2 separate regions of the Homo sapiens genome follow, and region 1 is linked to region 2. Evidence: chromatin loops called from intact Hi-C (ENCODE). Cell type or tissue: mammary epithelial cell. All regions are shown on one strand. Links, peaks and the distances in the headings refer to the core of each region. The heading gives the core; the rest is flanking DNA. Region 1 overlaps ABLIM1 (actin binding LIM protein 1). Region 2 holds the start of PNLIPRP3 (pancreatic lipase related protein 3).

Region 1 (5,388 bases), core at 221-5,220, 1.8 Mb before region 2:
GCAAGGCTCGGCGCAGTGGTGCATACCTGTAATCCCAGCACTTTGGGAGGTTGAGGTGGATGGATCACTTGAGGTCACGAGTTTGAGACCAGCCTGGCCAACACGGTGAAACCCCATCTCTTCCAAAAATACAAAAACTAGCCAGAGGTGGTGGCGTGCACCTGTAATCTCAAATACTTGGGAGGCTGAGGCAGGAGAATCGCTTGAACCCAGGAGGCAGAGGTTGCAGTGAGCCGAAATTTCACCACTGCACTCCAGCCGGGGCAACAGAGTGAGACGCTGTCTCTTTAAAAAAAAAAAAAAAAAAAAAAAGAGTGTGGAGGTTTGCAGATCACCAGGGATAGAAATGCAAGGGGTACTTCAAATGCAGACACCTGGTCCCCACCTCAGGTCTGACTGATAACTCAGATTCTCTGGGAAGGAGGCCTGAGTGGCAGTCAGCTTCTCCGGTGACTAAGGACCCTTGCTAATAAGCTGGCTTGCAAAGCACGAGGATAGACTGAGATTTACAAACAGCTATATACCATGCCATCAGATCTGAAAAACAATCCTTATACTCTCTGTTGGCCAAAATAACAATCAGCTGGACATTCACTGCAATCTTAATGAGAATTTATTAGAAGTGGTGATTCCAAAGTTTCCTACAGTCTAGGACAAATTCCTAAATATCTGATCCCTCTTGATCCTACTCACTCTCATGTCCTTAAATGACAATTCTCAGGATTTTTTCCATATGAATCTCATAGAATCAATGCCCGGCAAAGTTCTTTTCCTTGAGTTCTTAAAGTAGAACTATTTTATGGTTGTATCCAAACTTCTCCATGGTCTTTTTCAAAAGCCAGTTCTGAGTTTGGACCCAAGCAATAGGTTGCACCTCAAGAAAAATCGTGAAAATTACTACGGTATATTTAAAGTTCCCTCTAAACAAATCACTAAGGATATAAATGACAGAGTGAACAAAAAATAAATCATTTTCCTACAAGAGCAGCAAAAGCTATTACTAGAATTCTAAGGATCTTGGGATAGTAAAGAGTTTCAGAGATTTTAGCCTAACTTCAGACTCACGAGTACACAAGTACAAAAATAGTTCTCTGAATTATTTGGGAAAAGGCCATTTTTAAAAACAGTTTACTACCAGCTTTCTCTTTTATTGTAATATTTTCTAGATAGAAATCCAGTTATTGGGATATAAAAATGGTTGCTTTCTATCAGGTAGAATTGCAATGCCTTCCCTGACAACACTCCCCTCTTTCTGGTACTTACCACCACCAAGTGCTCTGAAGTTGACTATGTTGTAATGAAGGATGGACATATCTATTTTTGCAAAAGGTTGTGGGCTCTCTGAGGGAAAGGGTCACATGTTATTGTATCTGTGCTGTATTCACATAGTAATACACAAAGGCACAAAGTAGGAATGCAATATTTGATGAATAAATAAATATTCCTTTTCATACAAATAGACTGATTTCAAAATCTAACTCAAATAAATTAAGAGTAAATTCAGTCTCTTAGATAAAAATAAATTTAATAATTGCTTCAAAGTATTTGCCAAGATACAAACCAATAATTACTTTGGAGAGAAAGTAGGCCAAAGAGGAACTTCATCAGGCAGTCATTTTACAAAGTCCCCTTTATAACCTACCCTCACAGCTACTTCGGTCACCATTAGAGGCCAGTATGTGTCAGCCACCATTCTAGTCTCTACATGTATCACCTCATCTTGTCCTCATAACAACTGGATGAAGTACATATTATTATACTTTATATGTGAGAAAAGAGGTTGGTGAGAGGCCAAAGCCATGGGCCCTCTCTTTGGGTTACTGGGCCTTCCCTTCTGCAGAGGTTGTTAAAGAGCCTCTCGTCCCATGCCCTGCCTACACACACACACACACACACACACACACACACACACACACACACACAAGCATTTCTGTAGGCAAGGTGCACTCAATGTACATCAACAGGCATTTCTAAAAGGCCTGGCCTGATAGCAATGATGCTGCCCTTTGCCTTGCCTGTGTAAAGCAATCCTTTTTCCAGATACCTTATCCTTCATCGGTTCTTGGACTTCATATGGAAGGACCTGTCAGGTGAATAGCATCATAACCTTGGTCTGTGGCACTCACCGTTGGCTGCACAGGGGAAGATAATGTACCCAGACCCACATAGCAAGACTTCAAAAGTGCAGTGTAATCATCCACCCTGTCTAATCATTCTTAAGGAATGGCATTTCTGTGGTTTATGTAGACAGCAAGTTAAAATTAAAAACAATTTTTTTGCAAGGTTTACAAAGCCTACATTTGTTCCCCTACCTCATCTGGCCTTATAATAAATTCTCCTAATTATGCCCTGGAACAGTCCCAGAAAATAACCTCTCTCTCATACTCTTGGATTTGTCAGTCATCATCGGAGGAACTAGCCAAGTAAAACATGCAACACACACAACCATTACTGCATTTGCTACCACAGGAATGGCAGCTTTGTCATCTAACACATCTCAGCAAGTTTCTCTAGTTCTTAGTACAGAGAAGAGACCATGCAACCCACACCCTGGTTTGTGGAAATCTATAACTTGTATTCATAAATAGGCACTAATTAAGATAAAAGCAGAAGTCCTAAAGCAGACGTGTCCATGGTTACACAATTACTTAGAAATGGGTCAAAACCCCTCACATCCTGCCGCCTACCCAGTGGTTATTCTATCATGCCACACCGGCCACACAGGCCGCCTGATTAAACACAGGCTGGGTTTGAATTCTAGCTCCACCACATGCTGAGTGACCCTGGGCACATTGTTTTCTCTGTCTGGGTTTCAGCAGTCTCAGCTGTGAATGGTATGAGACGTTCCACTTGTGAGGTTGTGGTGAGGACAGCGGCAGCTTCATGGCATGTAACCTGCAGCGTTGCATAGGTTCAGAAGATGTTCATGCTCAGAAGATGTCTCTATTTGGTTTAATGCTTTGCTATTGCCATCCTGACATTTGTAATAATTTAGTCTTTGAACTTGTGTTTTGTAAGTGAAGTCTGATGGGAGAGCGGAGCACACATGTGAACAGATGAGATGCGTGCAGTTTGTGTGTTTGCTATTCCTGCTGCCCGTGCACACAGAGTGTTTGCAACACCCCGTGAGCACAGGATTCCACTGCAGTCACAATGTGTAGGAATTCAGGGAGACTCAAAGTGAGGACAAGGTGTGTTATATCCATAACTGAGTCACATTCCACTCAAACCAGGATGCTTGCTTTGAATGCACGGAGAAGGCAATGATGTTCTAGGAAATACAAACAACCAAGAAATCTTATTATATTCCTTCCTATCCATGTTAGTTCCCTATATTAGCCAACCACTCACACCAAAAATGATGACATAGAAGGAAAGGGAAAGACAGGGCAACTAGCGCTGTCTTCCTTTTAGCCCTTCCTTATTCATCAATAAGTCAAAGGTAGAGAACATTGGTAAAATGTGCACGTATCAAGAAGTGAAATGAAAACAGTTGAGGGCTGGGCACGGTGGCTCACGCCTATAATCCCAGCACTTTGGGAGGCCGAGGTGGGAGGATCATCTGAGGCCAGGAGTTCGAGACCAGCCTGGCCAACATGGCGAAACCTCGTCTCTACTAAAAATACAAAAATTAGCTGGGCATGGTGACGGGTACCTGTAGTCCCAGCTACTTGGAAGGCTGGGGCAGGAGAATCGCTTGAACCCAGTAGGCGGAGGCTGCAGTGAGCCGAGATCGCGCCACTGCACTCCAGCCTGGATGACAGAGCAAGACACCATCTCAAAACAAACAAACCAACAACAACAACAACAACAACAACAAAAAACAGTTGAGTCAGATTTGTGTACGTATTGTGTATTTCTACTGTTCTAAAAAGAATAAAGTACATAACATCTATGACCCGTGTAATACAAATTGTGTAATTTCAGTGATTCCATTGAGTTAAAAGTTGTTGTATTTGCACTTAAAATTGGCTTTGCACAATAAAAGGTAAAATTCACATTAATAATTTAAAATTTTAATTTTACTTTATTTAGGATGACATTAAATAGAAAATAAGAACTACTGAGTTGAGAGAATCTGGGGAATAAAGAAAAAAGCTTTATATTTGAGTACCACTAATGGCACTTTCTCCTGCATTTTAAACAAGGGGTCCCACCTTTTCCTTTTGCACTGGGCCTGAAAATTATGTATCCTGTGTTGGGTGAGAATAACAGGTGTTCTATCCCAAAAGAAAGTACCTAGCACTAAGAAGGAACGCAGTTAAGGGTAATAACTATTGTTATTTCATTTCTCACTGCCTCATCAATTCACAATAAAACAGGATAAGCTTGAAAACTGAAATTCAAGTTTTCAAAAGCACTTGAAGGTATAAGGAGACTTTTAATAATATCGAAGCTGGGGGATTTAACCTGTAACATCTTAAAGAATTTAGACCCCCTCCTGATATTTTGTTATATGACCTCTGCTGCCAAATGAGAAAGTCACTGTGAAGCCAATCATAAAAAAAAAAAAAAAAAAAAAAAAAAAAGTGGACTTCGATGTTAGCAAATCTTCCCAGGAAGACATGGTTGTTATCTTCAACCTATTCATTCATGCAACACATATTTATCAAGTGTTTCCTAAGTGTCAGGAACTGTTCTAGGTGTTGGGATATCACAGCAAAGAAAACAGACAAAAATCCTTGCCATGAAGGAGCTATGTCCTAGTTGGGAAGGTTGAAGTTGACATAATAAACTACATGAGTAATGTATACATATATACAAATCTGTATGATTATATATTAGAAAGCGGTAAGTACTATGAAGAAAAGCAAGGCCAGGGACAGAGACTGCTAGGGGGAGAAGCTGTGGTTTTAAGTAGAGTAGTAGAGGAAGGCCTCTTTGAGGACGTGCTATGTGAGTAAGTACCTGAAGAAGGGAAGAGAATAAGCCGTGTAGATTCTGAGGAAAAACCACCCCAGACAGAGTAAGCAGTAAGTGCAAACGTCCTGAGACGGGAGCCCACCTGGTATGTTCAAGGCAGTGGAGAGGCTGGTGAGATCAGGAGGCAGACAGCAGGAGGCATGAAGTTAGTGAGGTGGAGGAGTTAGGGCCTGCAGGTCATTGTAAAGGGCCTTGGCTTTTCCCCTAAGTTGTTTTGTTTTGTTTTGTTTTGAGACAAGGTATCACTCTGTTACCCAGGCCAGAGTGCAGTGGCATGATCATAGCTCACTGCAGCCTCAACCTCCAAGGCTCAAGTGGCCCTCCCACGTCAGCCTCCCAAGTAGCTGGGACTACAGGTGTGCACCACCATACCTGGCTGATTTTTAATTTTTAATTTTTTTTTTTTGTAGTGACAGGGTCTTGCTATTGCACAGGCTGGTCTCGAGCTCCTGGCCTCAAGTGATC
Region 2 (5,355 bases), core at 1-5,000:
AAATATTACTAATAATGAAACAGCAAAACCTTGGAAGTTTCCATTGCCAATCATAAGATGTAAGGCACACCCCGATAATTTTATTTACTTTGCAGAGCATAAGGTGGAATAACATGTTCTTTTAAACGTAGAGTTTAAACATTGAGTTGCATCATTGTGAGGAAAACCACTTAGTATTTTATAGTGAGGTGACTTTACAAGTAAAGATCTTCAAGAAGATTTTTATGTGATTTAAAAAATCAGCTTAGATGCTTGGAATTTGGATTGTTGCATTCTTGTTCTTTGGCACATCAAGAGGTAAGATTCATAATTTATAATAAGTTCTTTAAAAATAATGAGTATACTTACATCTAAAATGTAATTGACATGAACTTATTCTTTAGAAATTACTATTGCTAATTTCATTCTTAAGTAGTTTATTGTTTTTATGAATATGTTTAAAATATTGGCTGCTTATATTTCTTTGTATTTATTTATTTTTTCACTTAACATAAAATTATCAATGGAAAATGCATCACTTAATACTGAATGAGTCTTATGAACATAAAGAAGCATCTATTTCCAACAATATAAAAGAGTTGCCGGACAGTCTTGTGTTGGGCTGCTAGCTCTGCCACTTACTAGTCTTATGGGCTTAGACATTGAAGTCTCAATTTCTTCATTTCTAAGAAGGGTACATAGTAATAAATGAGAAAATATATACAAATTTCCAAATTCTGTAGCTGACTCATAGTAGATACTCAATAATTGAATGAATTAACTAATTATTAATGTCAGTTGGAATGTCCATTTTTTTTCCACTTCAGTCACAGTTTTCTGGAGGGCTGTTAGTCTGTGGACATTTCTTAAACATTAACTCAGTATTCATTGACATGTTTGCTCTTTATACTATGGACTCCTTAGACATTACAATGTAAGGAGTTAGTGATTTTGGCTACTTTTACCATCCATGTTTAATATTGTGCCTATAAGCAAACATTAAAATTAGTTGATTTATTTTAACCAAACTAGAATCAAATAATTTTAATGTTGAAAGAGATCAACCCCTTTGTTGTAAAGTATCACGTAGTTGGTTGAGATAGTATGGTGGTAAGAAGACAGTCGTCACATCTAACATTCAGTTCAACCACCGGTTTGAATTCTGAATCTTCTTGGGTTTTAGTCCTCGTTCTGCTGCTTGGTAGTTGCTTAACTTTAAACAAGTACTTAACCTTTCTAAGCCCAGATGATTGATCTGTAGAAACAGGACAGTAACCAAAATAAAATTATAGGGTTGTGCCAATTAAATAAGATGCAAGTTGACCATCTCGAATCCAAAAATCTAAAATCTAAACTTCTCCAAAATCTGAAACATTTTAAGCACTAACATGATGCCACAAGCAGAATATTTCACATACAAATACTTAAAACAAACTTTGTTTCATGCATAAAATTATTAAAATACTGTATAAAATTACCTTTAGCCTATGTGTATAAGGTATATATGAAACATAAATGAATTTTGTGTTAAGACTTGGACCCTGTCCCCAAGATATCTTATTGTGTATATGCAAACATTCCAAAACACAAAATCTGAAACACTTCTGGTCCCAAGCGTTTTGGATAAGGGATACTCAATCTGCAATTCATGTAAAATGCTTGGCATGGGATTTGGGACATATTAGTAGTGAGCAATCAATAAATGTTCGCTCTTATTTACACAGATGAAGAAAACAAAACACAGAGAGATTCGTTGTGTAACATCTTGGCGCTAGCTTGTGGAATTGGCCAATCTTGACTTTCAGTTCAGTGTTTTTCAGTCCCTGGCCTCCAGCTCTTCTCTATTGGATAAAAAATGAAGGAGATAGGACTATCATTAGTTTTCATATTTCAAGAACTATATTCTATTTTGCATGATTCTCCTGCCCCAGGACAGTCCTAATTGAGTGCTGAAAGCAGTTAGACTGGTGAAGGCAGAATTAAGAAATAGGCAGTTTGCCCTGATCTGCTGAGATGATATTTAAAGCCATGACTACAGACAGGATCATCAAGGGAGTGACTGCAGGTAGAGAAGGAAGATGGAACTACTGAGTCCTAGGACACTTCCTCATTAAGAAATCAGGAAGATGAAGGCAAACTAGCAAACAAGACTGCCAAGAAGTACTCAGTGAAGTGGTAGGAAACCTAGGAGAGTCAGCATCCTAGAAGTCAATTTAAGATGAAAGAAATAACAGCATGTTTGTGTGAGGCTAGGAATGATCCAGCAGAGAGGAGGAAAGTTGGTAAAGCAGGAGAAAGAGAAGGGAGTAATGTTGTGCCTTACCCCTCAGTAGGTGAGAGAAGATGGAGTCTTAATAGGATGAAGGTTTGCCTTTGCGAGAAACAAAGACAGTTCATCTCTTGTGAACAGAGTGAAGGCAAAATAGAAGGGCAGATATCTGCAGGTAGCTGGATAGACACGCTGGGAGCTTGTAAAAGGTCTCTTCTCTTTGTTTCTGGTTTCCTATTGAAATAGGAAACAGGGTCATCAGCCAAGAGGTTTGGTGGGCATGAAGATGTTGGAGGTTTGAGAGGCAAGAAGAATGAAATAACCCAGGAGTCTGGGAAAATGAAGGGCCTAGGAAAATATGATATGATGGCTGGGTAGCTTTAAGATCTGCTTTAATTTCATAACCACAAATTAAAAGTGAGATAGTCAGTACGGTATGTGATTTCCTCCAGGCACATTCAGCTGCACAGGTGTAGACAGGAAATAGGTGAAGTGTTGGGTTTAACCAGAGTTGTGGTTAAGCCAAGTGAAGCAAGAACAGGAGAGAAGTTCAAGGAGAGTACAGGGGTATGGTTTTAATTGACTGTAGGATTTACACTGGATAAGAAGGGAATTGAGGAGAGAAATGTCTGCCTAATAAGAAGTTATTTTAACAAAATACATACTTATGTAAAATTTAGATAATACATATATTTCTCCTACACACCACATATCTATTACACAACTGCCATAAATTTAACAATTGAGCTTACATTCATTTGTATTATTACCTATATCTCATCTATTAAATCTGTAACAGAGTCCATTGCCTTCAATCTTCTGGTACCTACCATTTATGCTAATGACTTCCAAATGTAATCTCTCCAGCTGAACTTCTCCCTGGAATCCCAGTCTCGTATATGCAAGGTAGCTCCACTTAGGTATCTAATTCATATAGAATCTACATATCCAAAACTGAACTCTCAATATCTACCCCCAAATCTGTTCGTCTCAAAGTTTTCACAATTAATGGCCTTCCAGATGCTCTGGCCAAAACACCTTGCATCATCCTTGACTTTTCTTTCTGTCATACCTCACTGCCAATCAGTCAGCACAACTCTTTGGATCCTCCCTCAAAATCCATGCAGAACCTGACCACTTGTAACCACACCACTGCTACCACCCTAGTCTTAGCCACCACTGACTTTTATCTAGTTTGTTATAATAGTCTCCTAACTGGCCTCTTCCTCTACCTTGCCCAGAAGCTAACCCAAGTCAGTCCATGTCACTTTTCTGCTCAGAGCCCTCCAGTGGCTTCCCATCTCACTTCAGAGTAAGAGCCAGTGAACTACCAAATGCTACATGCTTTAGCCCTCTGTTACCTCCTAGCATTAACCCCTGCTCCTCATCCACCTACCCCTATTCAAACTCCTGGGGGCCAGATGCATTACAAATGTTAGGGTTTTTTTTATTATTTTGAAACATGCTATGGTAAACATACTGTATATAATACATAATTTCCAGAAAAATCTAGGACAGAACCCCATATTTAATCACATGCATATTTATGTAGTAAAATACATGACTACGATCCCACATAATTTAATCTCATATTAAATGGGATAAAGACTATAAACAGCTTTAGGTCTGTTATTGCTGCCAAACTAGTTACTGCAAACTAGAAAACAAATAAATGAACAAGCCCAAAAGCAACTATTTTTCCCCAGAGATTTTTAGATTTTGAAATTGCAGAGTAAGTCATTGTGGAGCTATGTCTTCTCCCTGTCTCCATTCCCTGGGCCCTAGTCCCGGTGCCTCCTCATTCCTCAGTCACAGTAGGCTCTCTGCTTCCTTGCAGAGTCTTGTGCTTTCCTTCCCTCTGTCTGGAATGCTGTCCCACACATCTGCATGCGGTTTGCTCCTCTCCCCCCCAGGTCTTGATGCAAATGCTACCCTGGACACCCTATTTAAACTGCAAACCCCTCCTCACCTAAACACACAAACACCCTCATCCCTTCCCTGCTTTAGGTTCCTCCTAGCACCTGTCACTGTTTTAATGTAGCCATTTTTGAAAAACGTATTCTTATTTATTGTCTGTCTCTACATCCCCTAACTAGATTATATACTCCATGAGGGCTAGAATTGTTTTCTCCAATGCTGAATTCCAGTGCTAATAGCATCTGGCAAATAATAGGCACAAACAAATATTTCTTGAATAGATTATCGAACCTACTTTCCAGCTTTTCTATGTCTTTGGAAAAGCCTGCTCACAGTAAGATAGAGAAGTGACTCCTTTAGAGAGTGGAAATTAGGAAGATAAGAACTAATATGCCAATTTACATGATTTCTTAACCAATTAACACTAGCTTCATGTAATGTGCTGTTTTTCAAATGTTTCTTTAAAGAATTCTTAGGCCAAAGGGGAAATAAAGCATTTCAACTAGAGAATATATTAAAATACAATGACTCAAGAACTGAAGAAAGTGGAAAATAAAATAAGTAAAGGTGAAGAAAGCATTTAAGTAATAAAAATAAAAATATAAGTAGAAGTGAATCATACAAACAGGAAAGATAGAATTCATAAACCTATGTGGCAGTTGCTTAATAAAACTAATGATGCCATGATGGCAAATTTAAATAAAGTGAAATAACCTCAGATGTGGATGAAGTTAAAATGACTAGACTTTGCATAAATTTATGGTAAAAGAATTGAAATTCTAGATGAAAGTCTTACTACTTACACCAGAATAAATCCCAGGTGGGTAAACATTCAAAAGTAAAAGATAAAACATTAGAAAGAAGTATGAAAGAAAAGTGTGTAATTGTTAATAGTCTTGGAGTGGCCAGGCACGGTGGCTCATGCCTGTAATCCCAGCACTTTGGGAGGTCGAGGCGGGCGGATCACGAGGTCAGGAGATCCAGACTAGCTTGGCTAACATGGTGAAACCCTGTTTCTACTAAAAATACAAAAAATTAGCCAGGTGTGGAGGTGCACACCTGTAATCCCAGCTACGCGGGAGGCTGAAGCAGGAGAATCGCTTGAACCTGGGAAGCGGAGGTTGCAGTGAGCTGAGATCGTGCCATTGCACTCCAGCTTGAGCAACAAGAGTAAAACTCCATCTCAAAAA

Evidence for each region. Peaks named below come from ENCODE experiments on the same cell type or tissue, not always from the same donor. Only the 100,000 strongest peaks of a DNase experiment are listed, where the experiment ranks them.
Region 1: a loop joins it to region 2, with 5 times the contacts of the local background. A loop is called at or near these places in 1 of 110 quality-filtered maps.

The regions. Positions count from the first base shown.
Region 1 is chr10:114,636,747-114,642,134 of GRCh38, forward strand. All of the region lies in intron 1 of ABLIM1 (actin binding LIM protein 1), which reads right to left. Among named protein-coding and RNA genes, the nearest start is that of ABLIM1, 19 kb to the right of the region's middle. In mammary epithelial cell, for the core only: no CTCF peak of the experiment used is centred there; a DNase peak (open chromatin) is centred at 2,335.
Region 2 is chr10:116,427,765-116,433,119 of GRCh38, forward strand. It overlaps PNLIPRP3 (pancreatic lipase related protein 3), which reads left to right and starts at 83. Exons shown (of 12, transcript NM_001011709.3): 1 at 83-297. The coding sequence starts at 249. In mammary epithelial cell, for the core only: no CTCF peak of the experiment used is centred there; DNase peaks (open chromatin) are centred at 67, 1,887 and 2,717; H3K4me3 peaks cover 4,553 bases; H3K27ac peaks cover 3,844 bases.